Regions from separate parts of the Homo sapiens genome. Here region 2 is linked to region 1. Evidence: read pairs that join two places in POLR2A ChIA-PET (ENCODE). Cell type or tissue: GM12878. All regions are shown on one strand. Each heading gives the region's core, and the rest is flanking DNA. Links, peaks and the distances in the headings are about the cores only.

Region 1 (7,653 bases), core at 1,332-6,331:
ATGGGGGATGAAGCACATCATTTTTTTTTCCTTTTTTTTTTTTTTAAATTTATTTCCGTAGGTTATTGGGGTACAGGTGGTGTTTGGTTACATGAATAAGTTCTTTAGTGGTGATTTGTGAGATTTTGGTGTACTCATCACCTGAGCAGATTACGCTATACATTTGTAGTCCTTCCTTTTTTTTTTTTTCTTGAGACAGAATCTCACTCTGTCAGCCAGGCTGGAATGCAGAGTGCAGTGGCATGATCTCCACGGGGCACAGGTGGTGTTTGGTTACATGAATAAGTTCTTTAGTGGTGATTTGTGAGATTTTGGTGCACCCATCACCTGAGCAGAATACGCTGCACCCTATTTGTAATTTTTTTTTTTTTTTTTTTTTTTTTTGAGACAGAGTCTTACTCTGTTGGCCAGGCTGGAGTGCAGTGGCACGATCTCAGCTCACTGCAACCTCCGTGTCCCGGGTTCAAGTGCTTCTCCTGCCTCAGCCTCCCGAGTAGCTGGGATTACAGGCATGTGCCACCACGCCTCGCTAATTTTTATATTTTTAGTAGAGACGGGGTTTCACCGTGTTGGCCAGGCTAGTCTCAAACTCCTGGCCTCAGGTAATCTGCCCACCTTGCCCTCCCAAAGTGCTGGGATTACAGGCATGAGTCATCACACCTGGCACTGTTCGTAGTCTTTTATCCCTAACCCCCTTCCCACCCTTTCCCCCTGAGTCCCCAAAGTCCATTGTGTCATTCTTATGCCTTTGCATTCTCATAGCTTAGCTCCCACTTATTAGTGAGAAAATAACGATGTTTGGTTTTCTATTCCTGCATTACTTCACTTAGAGTAATAGTCTCTAGTCTCATTCAGGTAGCTGTGAATGCCATTAGTTCATTCGTTTTTATGGTTGAGTAGTGTTGCATTGTGTGTGTGTGTGTGTGTGTGTGTGTGTAGTATGTGTATGTATATATGTATGTATATGTGTGTATGTATATGTATATGTGTGTATATATACTTATATATATATCACAATTTCCTTATCCATTCGTTGATTGATGGGCATCTGGGTTGATTCCATGTTTTTGCAGTTGCGAATTGTGCTGCTATAAACGTGTGTGCAAGTATCTTTTCCTATGACTTTTTTTTCCTCTGGGTAGATACCCAGGATTGGGATTGCTGGATCAAATGGTAGTTCTACTTTTAGTTCTTTAAAGAATCTCCGTACCATTTTCCATAGTGGTTTTACTAGTTTGTACTCCCACCAGCAGTGTAGAAGTGTTGCCTGTTTAGTGCATCCATGCCAACATTTACCCAGTTTTTGTTTTTTGATTATGGCCATTCTTGCAGGATTTGGTGGTATTGATCATTAGTGATGTTGAGCATTTTTTCATATGTTTGTTGGCCATTTGCATATCTTCTTTTGAGAATTGTCTGTTCCTGTCCTTAGCCCACTTTTTGATGGGATTGTTTTTTTCTTGTTGATTTCTGTGAGTTCATTGTAGATTTTGGGTATTAGACCTTTGTCAGATGTATAGATTGTGAAGATTTTCTCTCACTTTGTAGGTTGTCTGTTGACTCTGCTGTTTTTTTTTTTTTTTTTTTTTTTTTTTTTTGCTGTGCAAAAGCTCTTTCGTTTAATTAAGTCCCAGAAATTTATCTTTGTTCTTATTGCATTTGTTTTTAGGTTATTGGTCATGAAATCCTTGCCTAAGCCAATGTCTAGAAAGGTTTTTCCAATGTTACCTTCTGGAACTTTTATAGTTTCAGGTCTTAAATTTAAGTCCTTAATCCATCTTGAGTTGATTTTTGTATACAGAGAGAGATGAAGATTGAGTTTCATTCTCCTACATGTGGCTAGCCTAGTATCCCAGCACCATTTGTTGAAAAGTGTTCCCAATTTATGTTTTGTTTGTTTGTTTTTTTCAAAGATCAGTTGGCTGTAAGTGTTTAGGTTTATTTCTGGGTTCTCTATTCCATTGGTCTATGTGCCTGTTTTTCTACCAGTACCACGCTGTTTTGGTGACTATAGCCTAATAGTATAGTTTGAAATCAGGTAATGTGATGCCTCCAGGTTTATTCTTTTTGCTTAGTCTTGCTTTGTCTATGTGGGCTCTTTTTTGCTTCCATATGAATTTTAGAATTGTTTTTCTCTAATTCAGTGACGAATGATGGTGGTATTTTCATGGGAATTGCATTGGTGAATTTGTAGATTGCTTTTGGCAGTATGGTCATTTTCACCATATTGATTCTACCCATCCATTAGGATGGGATGTGTTTCCATTTGTTTGTGTTGTCTGGGATTTCTTTCAGCAGTGTTTTGTAGTTTCCCTTGTAGAGGTCTTTCACCTCCTTGGTTAGGTATATTCCTAAGTTGTTTTTTTTTTTTTTTTTTTTTTTTTTTTTTGCAGCTATTGTAAAAGGGGTTGATTCTTGATTTGATTCTCAACCTGGTCACTGTTGGTGTACAGAAGAGGTGCTGATTAGTGTACAATAATTTTGTGTCCGGGAACTTTGCTGAATTCTTTTATCAGTTCCAGGAGCTTTCTGGAGGAGGCTTTAGGGTTTTCTAGGTAAACAATCATATCAGCAAACAGCAACAGTTTGACTTCCTCTTTACTGATGTGGATGCCCTTTATCTCTTTCTCTTGTCAGATAGCTCTGGCTAGGACTTTCAGTACTGTGCTGAAGGGGAGTAGTGAAAGCTAGCAGCCTTGTATTGTTCCTGTTCTCAGAGGGAATGCTTTCAACTTTTCCCCATTCAGTATTATGTTGGCTGTGGGTTTGTCATAGATGGCTTTTATTATATTGAGGTATATCCCTTGTATGCTGATTTTGCCAAGAGTTTTAATCATAAAGTGATGCTGGATTTTGTTGAATGCTTTTTCTGCTTCTATTGAGATGATCATGTGATTTTTAATTCTGTTTATGTGGTGTATCACATTTATTAACTTGTGTATGTTAAACCATCCCTGTATCCCTGGTATGAAACCCACTTGAACATAGTGAATTGTCTTTTTGATATATTGTGGATTTGGTTAGCAAGTATTTTGTTAAGGATTTTAGTATCTGTGTTCATCAGGGTTATTGGTCTGTAGTTTTCTTTTTTTGGTTATGTCCTTTCCTGGTTTTAGTATTAGCGTGATAATGGCTTCATAGAATGATTTAGGGAGGGTTCCCTCTTTCTCTATCTTGTAGAATAGTGTCAATAAGATTGGTACCAATTCTTTCAGTGTCTGGTAGAATTCTGCTGTGAATCCATCTGGTCCTGGACTTTTTTTTTGATAGTAATTTTTAAATTACCATTTCAGTCTCACTACTTGTTATTGGTCAGTTCAGGGTATCTAATTTATCCTGATTTAAGCTAGGAAGGTTGTATCTTTTCAAGAATTTATCCATTTCTTCTAGGTTTTCTAGTCTGTGGATGTAAAGGTCTTCATAGTAGCCTTGAAGGGTCTTTTGTATTTCTTTGGCGTCAGTTGTAATTTCACATGTATTGTTTCTCACTGAGCTTATATCGATTTTCTCTCTTCTTTTCTTAGTTAATCTTGTTAATGGTCTCTCAGGTTTATCATTTGAAAGAACCAGCTTTTTGTTTCATTTATCTTTTGTATTTTTTTTTTGATTGTTTCAGTTTCGTTTAGTTCTGCTCTGATCTTGGTTATTTACTTTCTTCTGCAAGGCTTGGGTTTGGTTTGTTCTTGTTTCTCTGGTTCCTTGAGGTGTGACCTTAGATTGTCTGTCTGTGCTCTTTCAGACTTTTTGATGTTGGTGTTTAGGGCTATGAGCTTTCCTCTAAGCACTGCCTTTGCTGTGTCCCAGAGGTTTTGATAGGTTGTGTCACTATTGTCATTCAGTTCAAAGAATTTTTTAAATTCCATTTTGATTTCATTTTTGACCCACTGATTATTCAGGAGCAGGTTGTTTAATTTCCATGTATTTGCGTGGCTTTGGAGGTTCCTTTTGGGGTTGATTTCCAGTTTTATCCCACTGTGGTTTGAAAGAGTGCTTGATATAATTTCAGTTTTCTTAAATTTATTGAGGCTCATTTTGTGCCCCATTGTGTGGTCTGTCTTGGAGAAAGTTCCACACCTTGTTGAATAGAATGTATATTCTGTGGTTGTTGGATGGAATGTTCTGTATATATCTGCTAAGTTCATTTGTTCCAAGGTATAGTTTAAATCCATTGTTTCTTTGTTGACTTTCTGTCTTAATGACCTATCTACTGCTGTCAGTGGAGTATTGAAGTCCCCCACTATTATTGTGTTGCTGTCTATCTCATTTCTTAGGTCTGTTAGTAATTGTTTTATAAATTTGGGAACTCCAGTGTCAGGTGCATGTATTTTTAGGATTGTGATATTTTCCTGTTGGACAAGGCCTTTTATCATTATATAATGTCCCTCCTTGTCTTTTTTAACTGCTGTTGCTTTAAAGTTTCTTTTGTCTGGTATAAGAATAGCTACTCCTGCTTGCTTTTGGTGTCCTTTTGCATAAAATGTCTTTTTCCACCCCTCTGCCTTAAGTTTGTGTGAGTCTTTATATGTTAGCTAGGTGAGTCTCCTGAAGGCAGCAGATAATTGGTTGGTGGATACGTATCCATTCTGCATTTCTGTATCTTCTAAGTGGAACATTTAGGCCATTTACATTCAATATTAGTATTGAGATGTGAGGTACCATTTTATTCACCATGGTATTCGTTGCCTGTATACATTAGATTTTGTTTTTGTTTTTTAAATTGTATTTTTGTTTTTGTTTTTTAAAATTGTATTTTTGTTTTATAGGTCCTGTGAGATTTATGCTTTAAAGTGGTTCTATTTTGATGTGCTTCCAGGATTTATTTCAAGATTTAGAGCTCCTTTTAGCAGCTCGTGTAGTGGTGGCTTGGTAGTGGCGAATTCTCTCGGCATTTGTTTGTCTGAAAAAGACTGTATCTTTCTTTCATATATGAAGCTTAGTTTCACTGGATACAAAATGCTTGACAAAAATCATTTTGTTTGAGGAGACTGAAGATAGGGCCCCAATCCCTCCTAGCTTGTAGGGTTTCTGCTTAGGTATCTGCTGTTAATCTGATAGGTGTTCCTTTGTAGGTTACCTGGTGCTTTTTTCTCACAGGTCTTAAAATTCTTTCCTTCATCTTAACTTTAGATAACCTGATGTCAGTGTGCCTAGGCAGTAATCTTTTTGTGATGAATTTTGCAGGTGTTCCTTTTGCTTCTTCTATTTGGATGTCTAGGTCTCTAGCAAGGTCAGGGAAGTTTTCCTCGATTATTCCCCCAAGTATGTTTTCCAAACTTTTCAATTTCTCTTCTTCCTTGGGGACACCGATTATTCTTAGATTTGGTTGTTTAACATAAGCCCAGACTGTTTGGAGCCTTTGTTCGTATTTTCTGATTTTTTTGGTCTTTGTTGGAGTTTGTGAATTAGAAGACCTTGTCTTCAAGCTCTGAATTTTTCTTCTACTTTTTCAGTTTTATTGCTGAGACTTTCCAGAGCATTTTGCGTTTCTATGAGTGTCCATTGTTTTCTGAAGTTTTGATTGTTTTTTATTTATACTGTTTCCCTGAATATTTCTTCCTTCACTTCGTGTAATATTTTTTGGATTTCCTTACATTGTGGCCACCTTTCTCTGGTGTCTCCCCTATTAGCTTAATAACTATCCTCCTGAATTGTTTTTCAGGTACATCAGGGATTTCTTCTTGGTTTGGTTCCATTGCTGGTGAGCCAGTGTGTGATTTTGGGGGGTGTTAAAGAACCTTGTTTTGTCATATTACCAGAGTTGGTTTTCTGGTTCCTTCTCATTTGGTTCCTTCTCTCTGTCAGAGGAAAGGTCTAGCGCTAAAGGCTGTTGTTCAGATTCTTTTGTCCCATGAGGTGTTCCCTTGATGTAGTACTCTCCCCCTTTTCCCATGGATGTGGCTTCCTGGGAGCCGAGTTGTAGTGATTATCTCTCTTCTGGATCTAGCCACCCAGCAAGTCTACCAGGCTCTGGGCTGGTATTGCAGGTTGTCTGCAGAGTCCTGTGATGTGAACCATCTGTGAGTCTCTCAGCTGTGTATACCAGCACAGTATTTGGGGTGTCTCCAGGGTCTTGCAGGAGGAATCTGCTTCCTTCAGGGGGTCTGTGGGTCCTTTCAGGTTTCCTGATTTATTCCTGCAGTCGTTCTGGAGCAAAAATTCATGATGCGAGCCTCCACATGCTGCTCTGTCCATCCGAGTTAGAGCTGCAGTCTAGTCCTGCCTCCTGTCTGCCATGATCCATCCATTTTCTTGGGCCTCAGATTCCTCATTTGTGAAATGAGACTAGAAAAGCCTCTGGCTCCATAGGCTTATGTGATACAATACTGTGGGATACTTAGTACATAGAGTAAGTCCTCAGTGTTAGCTACTGTTATCATGTGACACTACAAACAATAGTTTAGAAATAATTCGGAATTGGATAGACCTGATACCTGGTCTAACTCTGCTTTTAGCTTTGAATGAGAGTTTCAGCCACTTCTTTGGACTTAGTTTTTAGTTTTTTAAAAATATTTTTAAAAGAGAGATCATAAGGCCCAACTTACGGGATTTTTGTTGATGTTTAAAGGAGTATATAGTTAAAACAGTGCCCAGAAGAGTAAATACAAAATAAATGCTAGATTTCTCTTCCATTCCACTCCCTACCCTCTGCTTTTTTTTTTTTTTTTTGATCATCCATGCCCTGATCTTTTTCCAGAAGAGATTCACTTAATCCTATGACAGTGCAGTTCAGACCTGACTGGAGTACTACAAATGTAGTTTGATCTGTGCCTGGTAGATAATTTAAATTGACCAACTCCAAGGTAGTTATATGTTAAGTCAGCATTTGTCTTCCTTTTTGTTCACAAATAAAAGCAAGAGCCTTTTTACTTTCCAAATGATTTTAAAATTTAGATTGAATTTGTCCAAAGGAAGAAAAATATATTTAATTTTTTTTTCTTTTTTTGAGACGGGGTCTCACTCTGTTGCCCAGGTTGGAGTGCAGTGGCATGATCATGGCTTACTGCAGTCTTGAACTCCTGGACTTAAGCGATTGCCCCACCTCAGGCTTGTCAGTAGCTGGGACTACAGGTGTGTGTCACCACGCCTGACTAACTTTTTAAAATTTTTGTAAAGATGGCATCTCTGTTGCCCATGCTGGTCCTGAACTCCTGGGCTCAAGCAGTCCTCCTGCGTCAGCCTCCAACATGCTAGGTGACTATAGGTGTGAACCATTGCACCAGGACTTTAATATTTTTGTTAAGAAATTGTTGCTGTTAAAAACAATCATAATTCAGTCTCCTCTGTACTAGTGTTACCAGCTGACGTACCATTTTTTGTTTAAAATCTAAACAGCAAGCATATTTAGTAAATATCTCATCCTTACCTGTGAAACTTATAGCATATGACGTAACAGAGGTATGACTGATGGATGTTTTCTCGTGTTTACTTATTCCTTTTTGAGGAACTGAAGAGCAATAATGGTTTATGCATAAGTATTTTCTAAAAAGCCTATGTGTTAATATATTATCTGACCTCTCAAGTTATTCAGATGATATCTCTTTAATATGCCACTAAGAATGGAAGGAGAGTGGCTCAGGGAAGATAAGACAAAAACTTTTCATGTTATTATTTTTTAAATTATGAATTACTTTAAAGATACAGTGAATTACTGAG
Region 2 (7,653 bases), core at 1,440-6,439, 460 kb after region 1:
AATGTAGTATAATGAAAAGAACACAGGCCCTGGGTTTTAAATCCAAAATCTACTCTTTTACTAATTGTGGTAAGGCTCAAATTAGATACAGACATGAAAATATTTCATAAACCATAAAACCATGTATCTCAGCATTTTTTAATCTTTGCCCCTCCCTACTTTGAGAAATAGACAAATCTCATGCCTTTCGAAAGTGTAAGTAAGTTCAAATTAAATATTGTGATTAGAAGCAAAAAAACAAAAGCCTGCTTTGTTTTCTCCCTCCTTTCTCACTTTGAGAATGACCTCTCAGTGCATTTTACTTGTGGTGGTTAAAACTTGAATGTGAAACTGGAAGTTTAGTGAAGCCAGGGACTGTCTATTTATCTTAGTGTCCTGTTGTACCACCAAGCACACAGTGATTTACAGAATAAGAACTCAGTAAAAATTTGCTGAAATCATATTAAGCAAATTTATAGGAATTCAGACAATAGAACCAAAACCTCTTTCTTATGCCTTTGAGAAATAAAGTATTTGTAGGAGAGTTTGGGACTTACTTACTACAGTGAGATTCTTATGCTAGTTTATTTAAGATTTGAGAAAGCAGAAGAGAATCAGGAAAGGTAATAGAATAAAACAAGTCTGTACTGGAAGAAAGACTGGTGTTTATAGTTAATGTTTTAATAAGTAGGCTAATGGCAAACATAATACGCAGTAATATTTAAGTCGGAACTACAAAGTAAGTTTTGTAGCATGTGTCCTTTTAAGAAAAATATTAATCTTTTGCTTTTTAATATTCATTTGTATCCCCTAAGATGTATCAATTTATGATAACCCATAAAAAACAGAAGTAAACCACTATGGGATTTAAATGTTTTCTCTACCTTGTCCATATGAAGTAAAAAACAGTCACTTTAAAAAGTACACACTTAGAAATTAATTACCCCACAGTGCCCAGTGCAGTAGGTAAAATCTGTATCTGCTTATCCAGGTAGATTGACATTCTGGCACAGGTCGTAATTTGGCACTGTATGAATAAATGAATGTCAAAAATTGGGTCCTCAATTAAAAAAAATGGGAACTATGAATTCCTAATTTTATAACTAATTGGGCCTTAAACACATTAAGTATTGTCTTTGCTGTGAACTTTAAGAGATGCTAAAATGTCTGAGCTTTTCAGCAAATTCACAAAGGAGCAACTGATGTTGAGAACAGAGCTTTATTAAACCAGAAATGAACCTTAAGTAGTATATAGGCACGTAGGATCCAGTTTGTTGGGGAGGTCTAATTGTGTTATTGATTAAGCTATAATTTTCAGTAGTGGGTGGAAGTCCTGACTCTTTCTGGTCAAAGCCTGGATTTTACTAACTAGGAGTGTCTGTAAAGATAGATACAGAACTGGGAATCATTCATAGGGTCTGACAGAAGAAAGTAAGTGGGATACAAAGTATTCCATGAGAATGTGGCCTCTGGAAGGCCCTCACACCAAGCAATGTTTAAATTTAGTTTCAACATTTGCAACACAAATAGAGAGAAATTTACAGTTGACGTGAAGATGAGTTGTTGTCTTCATCCATCTTCCTGTAAAGTTGCTTATTCTGGAAAGCATGCCAAAGTTGGGACGTTCCCATAATTGCCCTACATAGACAATGTACATCCTTTGTACATCAAAAGGAAAAAGCAGTGACTCAAAATAGAGTACCCTAGGGAATATGTTTACTGAAATTGCTCTTCACTAATTACACATGCTTGTTTGTTCCTTCTTTATTTATTTCAGAATTCAAATGGGAAGAACATCACAGAAATCTGGGTCAACTCTAAACTTTGGTTTTCTCATAGGATCTGTGTTATTAAATAAGTTATTAAAAAAAAATCTTTTGTTTGCAAAGCAGTGATAAATCATCTGTGAAGGTGAATCGATCTTTCAAAAGTGACCTTTTCCATGCTAATAAGAACTATTTTATATTGCCCCGTCTGAAAAGATTAAAACCTGGTTATTTCTCAGGTGAACTCAGCTAAGACTCAGTCTCCCTCTAAGCCAAAACCTCCTTTCTCAAGCAAGGCTCACTTCAACACTGTATGTTTAGAAGGAATGCAGCCTTACTCCTAGGTCCATTTAACTCCATATAAAACCATCCCTGTGCTTTAAATAATACATGATGTTAAAGATTGTCACTGTGGTTATAAAATTTAAAATATCAAGGTCAAGAAGCTAAGAGTATTACTTTGGCATAAGCCTCTCTGTAAGGCAGCCGTGGTGGTAGGAGCTGTTTGTTTCACAGACTGAGGCTCCACTGCCTGTGGTTGTGGGAAGACACCCTATGCATTCCTGCAAGTTATTTGTGGCTCTCTGAGGCATTCACTTAACACTGTTCTATAGCGCAATTTTAGGAAGTAGAGTTGGAATTTTCTAGTCCTTGTTAGAATGTTTTCTTCAATCCAGAAGTGTTCTACAACACAAAAAGCCCCATGGTAAAGAACAAGCTCACAGAAAGAACACTGAGGAATGACACTTGGAATGTGCCACTGTTTTGTCATCCCTGATACACTGATCTGGAGTGAACTGCATAGCAGCATAACTAAGCAAAGAAATTTCAGCCAGGGCGCCAAAGCCTGACAAGCACAGTAAATCTTCTTAAGCAGGATATTTGGAGAGAAGGTTTTCAAGTTAATTGAATTTTATGATTAAGAGAAGGTTATCTAGAAAACTATATTTGTTTCACCTCATGTTGATGGAAGTCTTTCTAAAAGGGTTAAGTCTACTTTCCATTTTTAGTATAATTAATTATAAATGTGGTTTAATTATTTTTTAAGATGAAGATTTCACTGCCTCCATAGCATTATCTTGATCGTAAAAGGTTATTCTGTATTTCTTAAAATATGGCTGTGGCTGTTCAAGGTTAATTCATTGGGCTGGAAGTATACAGACTCCAGAACTGCTTCAGAGTTATTAGCCTAAGGGGGAAAAATCCCTAACCTGAATTTTATGATTTTCTTTGTTTTTCTGAAAAGATTGACGGTTATGAATTCTCTGGATGTGACTGTTACTAGTTTAAATGATTAAAAATGTGCCAGGGAAAGGGAAATTTTATTCCTAAGTCCTGAATTTTAGTTCTGCTCCCCTCTGGGTCTTATGGTGGAATTCAGGATGTTACAGAGACCCTGTGTGATCCAGGTCTCCCAACACTGAAATGCAAAATATGTCTCTTGGAATGAAAAGCATGCAACTTTTCTTTCTTTACTGAAACGTATTAATTATTGCACTTAGAATCCATTTTCCCATTTTCTTTTATGGGAGTATTTTATCCCACCATGCATATCCATGTGTACATCTGTACGTACAGGTATGTATATAAAATTATATAAGATTTGCATTTTTGATACTGTCTACAATATGCAGAACTATACAGAACTCCTTTGAGATCATCATATTTTAGGGAGGAGGAGAGGCCTCTATTAGTGTCTGTTCCGACAGCTTTTCACTCAGACTATAAATTAGGCCCGGGAAGGGCCAGTAATGAGTCAGTAATTTATAGACTATTAAGATACTTAGTTAGTTAGAAGTGATTCCTGAGCATATCGAATAGAGAACACATGTTTATAAAAGACAAACAGATTCAATACATCTCTTTGGCCTAACCAAGCCCAATCAGTTAACAAAATGGGATGTCTTATTTTATGTATCTGCTACTTCCCAAAAATAGAATCACTAACCACTTGTTAACCACACTGACTTTTTAATAGACAGAATGGTTGCTATAGTTTTGCCACCAGAAATATTCAGATTAAGCATTCTATTAGATTGTAGCCAGCAGAGTCTACAAAACAGGAAGAGGGCTCTGCTTGCTTTTTGCCTCCTTTCCTTGTTTGACTTCATGTGATAATTCATTGCAGATTTCTTTTTCTTTGACAGAATGCCTACCGCAGGAATGGGATGGCTTTTCTAGCCTGCTGATGTGACAACTGTGATGTGCCTGCAACAACAGGAAAGGCAATGTTATATTAAGGTGATTTCTTGTGAACAAAATAAAATACAAATTTACCTTTCTTTTATCTGAGGGAGTGGGCTGGTCTGTTGTGACTTTCAACTTGCTGACTCCTCCTCTTTTCCAGCCCCTCAACCATCGGTCTTGTTTACTAGATGGGCTGTTCAGCTAATTAATGGCAGGATGTTTAGGATAGTCTGTAGGTGGACAAGAATGCAGATCACACAGTTTTGAAATTTTAATTTGAGTAGATTTACTGCCCTCAGCTCACATACCTTAAAAGCAGTGGTTGCCCCCGTCCAGCGTTTTGTCTGCATTTTATTTGATATATTTTATAATCCAGGTTTGGAACAAGGAAACAAAATTAAAAGGACAGTGAGTTTTCGCCTTCCCTTACACCACCAACTTTACTTTCCAACATTTGTTGACATGTGTTTTAGTGACAGCTATCCATTTTATAAACTTACAGTAATCAAAGATCTAACAGACCTGATAAATCACCTGTTCCCACCTCCTTTCCCCTTCACTCCACTTATAGTATGTGTCATTTTCAATGCCTGCTTCCCAACTTCCTGCCATCTGCCTTTCATGTGTGTTTTTCCTCACACAGAACCTCTTCCTCCATCTTCATTTCCCTCCTTTTCCTGTTCCTCCAATCCCCAGATCCACCACTCCTGCACATGCCATACACATTTAGAAGCCAAGTATTCAGAATCAGTAGAAGGGGAGCAGAGTGATTTCTTGCTTCCTCCCTTCAAAGCACTACCACACCTAGACTGGAAATGTGGGCTGGGTAATTTCTTGCTGTTAGCAGCCGAGCTACCCTTCTGGCATCTATACTTTCTCCAGTAAATGAGGAACCGTAACTCTTTGGAACAAACCAAAATATAGCAGATGTAATTGTACAGTTCCTGATTAAACTTCAGTTGCAAAAAAGAAAGTTATTTCTTTAATTCTGTGGGAGTTTTGTATAATTTTACTTTTATGGTTTTTACACATACTTGAAACACTCTTTCTAAAGAATTAATAAAAACAGAAATGAGAAACATGAAAGATCTTTTTCTTGATACTGCTCCTTTTTCTTGATACTGCTCAAGAGAGCAAGCCTCTCTTGATACTGCTTCCTAGATTTAAGGGTAAAGAAAGTAGAAATAGTTCTCCCTTCACCCAAATTTGGAAGTATAAAACTTTCTGAACATGCCATTTAGAGGTTATGTCATTAGCTTTCCTGCCTTCTTATATTGTAATAGTTGCGATTCAAAAACACTGTTTCAATTTTAAATTCAAGACTTTTTATTTGAAAACCATCAGACTCAAAGAATTATGAGGCTCAGTTAATATTATTATGCCACATTATTTACATTTGTTAACTGTCATTTACCTGCTCTATGTTAATCTTTTTAGAAAAAATTTGCATTTCAGAAACAAAAAGCACGGATAGATATATAATATCAAAATATTCCCAAAGGATTTTGATGTTCCATCTATGCTTGTTAAAATGTATGATTATGATTAAACTTTTTATCATTCTTATTTTCCTTGGCATCCATAATCATGGAAAATTACAAGCTTGCAGTAAACATCCTAACTTAACTTAACTTTTAAACGATAGCATTTATTGTATTTGGTTTTGATCTGCCAGGCTTATAGATGGTATAAAATTTTCAGGGGATAATTTTTCACATCAAAATTCCTTCTCTCCCACATTATACATTTTAAAGTATGCACAAGGCAGAAAATATAGGGTTTGGGTTTTTTTCCTTCGTTTTATTCCACCTGATCTCCTTATAGTCCCAGAGAAGGAAGACTCAATGTACATTTCTCTCAGAAATATGACAGGTCTGTGTTTTTGTTGGTCTGGCATATGTTTGTCTATCTTGAACAGTCTGACAGGTAATTATTTATAAAATCTGGTTTTGCCCAGTAAGTTCATATAAAACCTTTCATTTTTCATCATAAGCCAGTAAGCTGAATTTAGAATAAAGCAAGGTCATTTATGTCTGTCCTGAACCAGCCTACATGTCCCCATAATTGCTCAATATTTTTAATTCCCTTTTCTATTTTTTATACTTAGGTTCTTTCTCTGACTCTTTGCACAATACTAAATTTGAAGTGAAATAAAACTTCCTTCAGCAGTGACTATAGAAACAAAAGAAAATTTACAGAAGGAATGTTTAAGAAAACTTCAGTAAATTATTTTCTCAATAATCATAATGTTAGAGCAGAAGATAGTCTTAGAGATCATTAAGAACAGCTGCTCATCTTGCAAATGAAAAAACCATGGCCTAGAGAGGGAAAGTGAGTTTCCTAAGATCACTCAATAATGTAGTGACAGACCAGAGATGAGAATCGATGGTCCCTAATTTTCAGTCGGTATTATACAGTATTTTCTACCATACTGGGTTAGCATAAGAATATTACTAAGACATGTTGGGGTTTTATGGCATATTTATCCTAGACAACGATGTAAATTTATTTAAAAACTGTACTAATTATGGATACATCCTAAAGCATACGTGTTATATAGTAAAATCTTCAGTGTGACTGTGGTATTAAGTAAACAGTCTGTTATCTTACACATCAGGCTTAACTCTAAGTCAAATGGAAATATACAAAGCTAGTTTCTATTTTTTGTCCCTTGTATTTTAGAGACTGAATTTGAAAATAAATAAGCCAATAAATAAATAGCGTCTCTTGATACTGCTTCCTAGATTTAAGGGTAAAGAAAGTAGAAATATTTCTCCCTTCACCTAAATTTGGAAGTATAACTTTCTGAACGTGCCATTTAGAGGGTTATGCCATTAGCTTTCCTGCCTTCTTAGATTGTAATCGTTGTGATTCAAAAATACTGTTTCAATTTTAAAACCAAGACTTTTTATTTGAAAACCATCAGAAGCACAAATATTTTTTAAATGGTGTATATAATTCCTGTATCTGGGGAGAACCCTTCATTTATTGCTGTTCTTTGTTTTTATAAAATAATAAACAAGCCATGTCTGATGCTTTTACCATGTAGAAGACAAATAAACATAACTGGTGATTCTTGGTCTGAAAGAAAACATGTTTACTTGTTTAGAATTAATTATAAAGTTTAATTTTATGAATTTTTTTACGTAGTTCTCAAATCAGGCAATGCTTTCCAGTTCATATAACCTCTTGTGTAAAACTGAATCACTAAAGAGAACATATTCTCTCATCTGCCCCCCTGGAATTTGGATAGAACCTTTCCAGGCTACATTTAAAATTCTACCATCAACCATGTATACATCTCATAAAATATTTTACAGTTTCCTGTATGCTCTGGCCGAACATTTCATAGTACATAAACACTCTGCAAATAATCTAAGGGCATCAAGTTGAATATGTCATAGCAGTGGCCACTACAAAGAGCTAATTCTCCAGCAACACAGTTTCTTATTTTTACCTTCTTATTTGAAACTCAAGATGAAACTTTACATGCTATTGTTGTACAGTGGCAGGGGTGAGAAGAGAGCAGGGAACTCTAGCAGTTTTTGTGGAATTGTGTTCATTAAAGCAAAGGCTTTCTGCAGAGGGCATCTAGCCAAGCTTAAACAACAAAACTTTGCCTGCAGGAATTGGATGTAAATGTGATGGTTAAATAAGGGCCAGATGTCGTTAAAAACTCAAATATTAGAAAGTCGTATCTCTTAAAGAAAGTCTCAAATGT

The links. ChIA-PET counts read pairs that join two places held together with the same protein. Peaks named below come from ENCODE experiments on the same cell type or tissue, not always from the same donor. Only the 100,000 strongest peaks of a DNase experiment are listed, where the experiment ranks them.
Region 2: POLR2A ChIA-PET joins it to region 1 with 7 read pairs; 2 of 35 experiments call an interaction of 5 or more read pairs at or near these places.

The regions. Positions count from the first base shown.
Region 1 is chr6:45,289,470-45,297,122 of GRCh38, reverse strand. All of the region lies in intron 2 of SUPT3H (SPT3 homolog, SAGA and STAGA complex component), which reads left to right. Among named protein-coding and RNA genes, the nearest start is that of RUNX2, 35 kb to the left of the region's middle. In GM12878, for the core only: no CTCF peak of the experiment used is centred there; DNase peaks (open chromatin) are centred at 2,645 and 3,669.
Region 2 is chr6:44,826,097-44,833,749 of GRCh38, reverse strand. It overlaps SUPT3H (SPT3 homolog, SAGA and STAGA complex component), which reads left to right. Exons shown (of 11, transcript NM_003599.4): 11 at 3,893-7,024. The coding sequence ends at 3,934. It overlaps LOC101929770 (a long non-coding RNA gene), which reads right to left. Exons shown (of 3, transcript XR_926855.3): 3 at 640-4,162. Among named protein-coding and RNA genes, the nearest start is that of MIR586, 370 kb to the left of the region's middle. In GM12878, for the core only: no CTCF peak of the experiment used is centred there; a DNase peak (open chromatin) is centred at 3,709.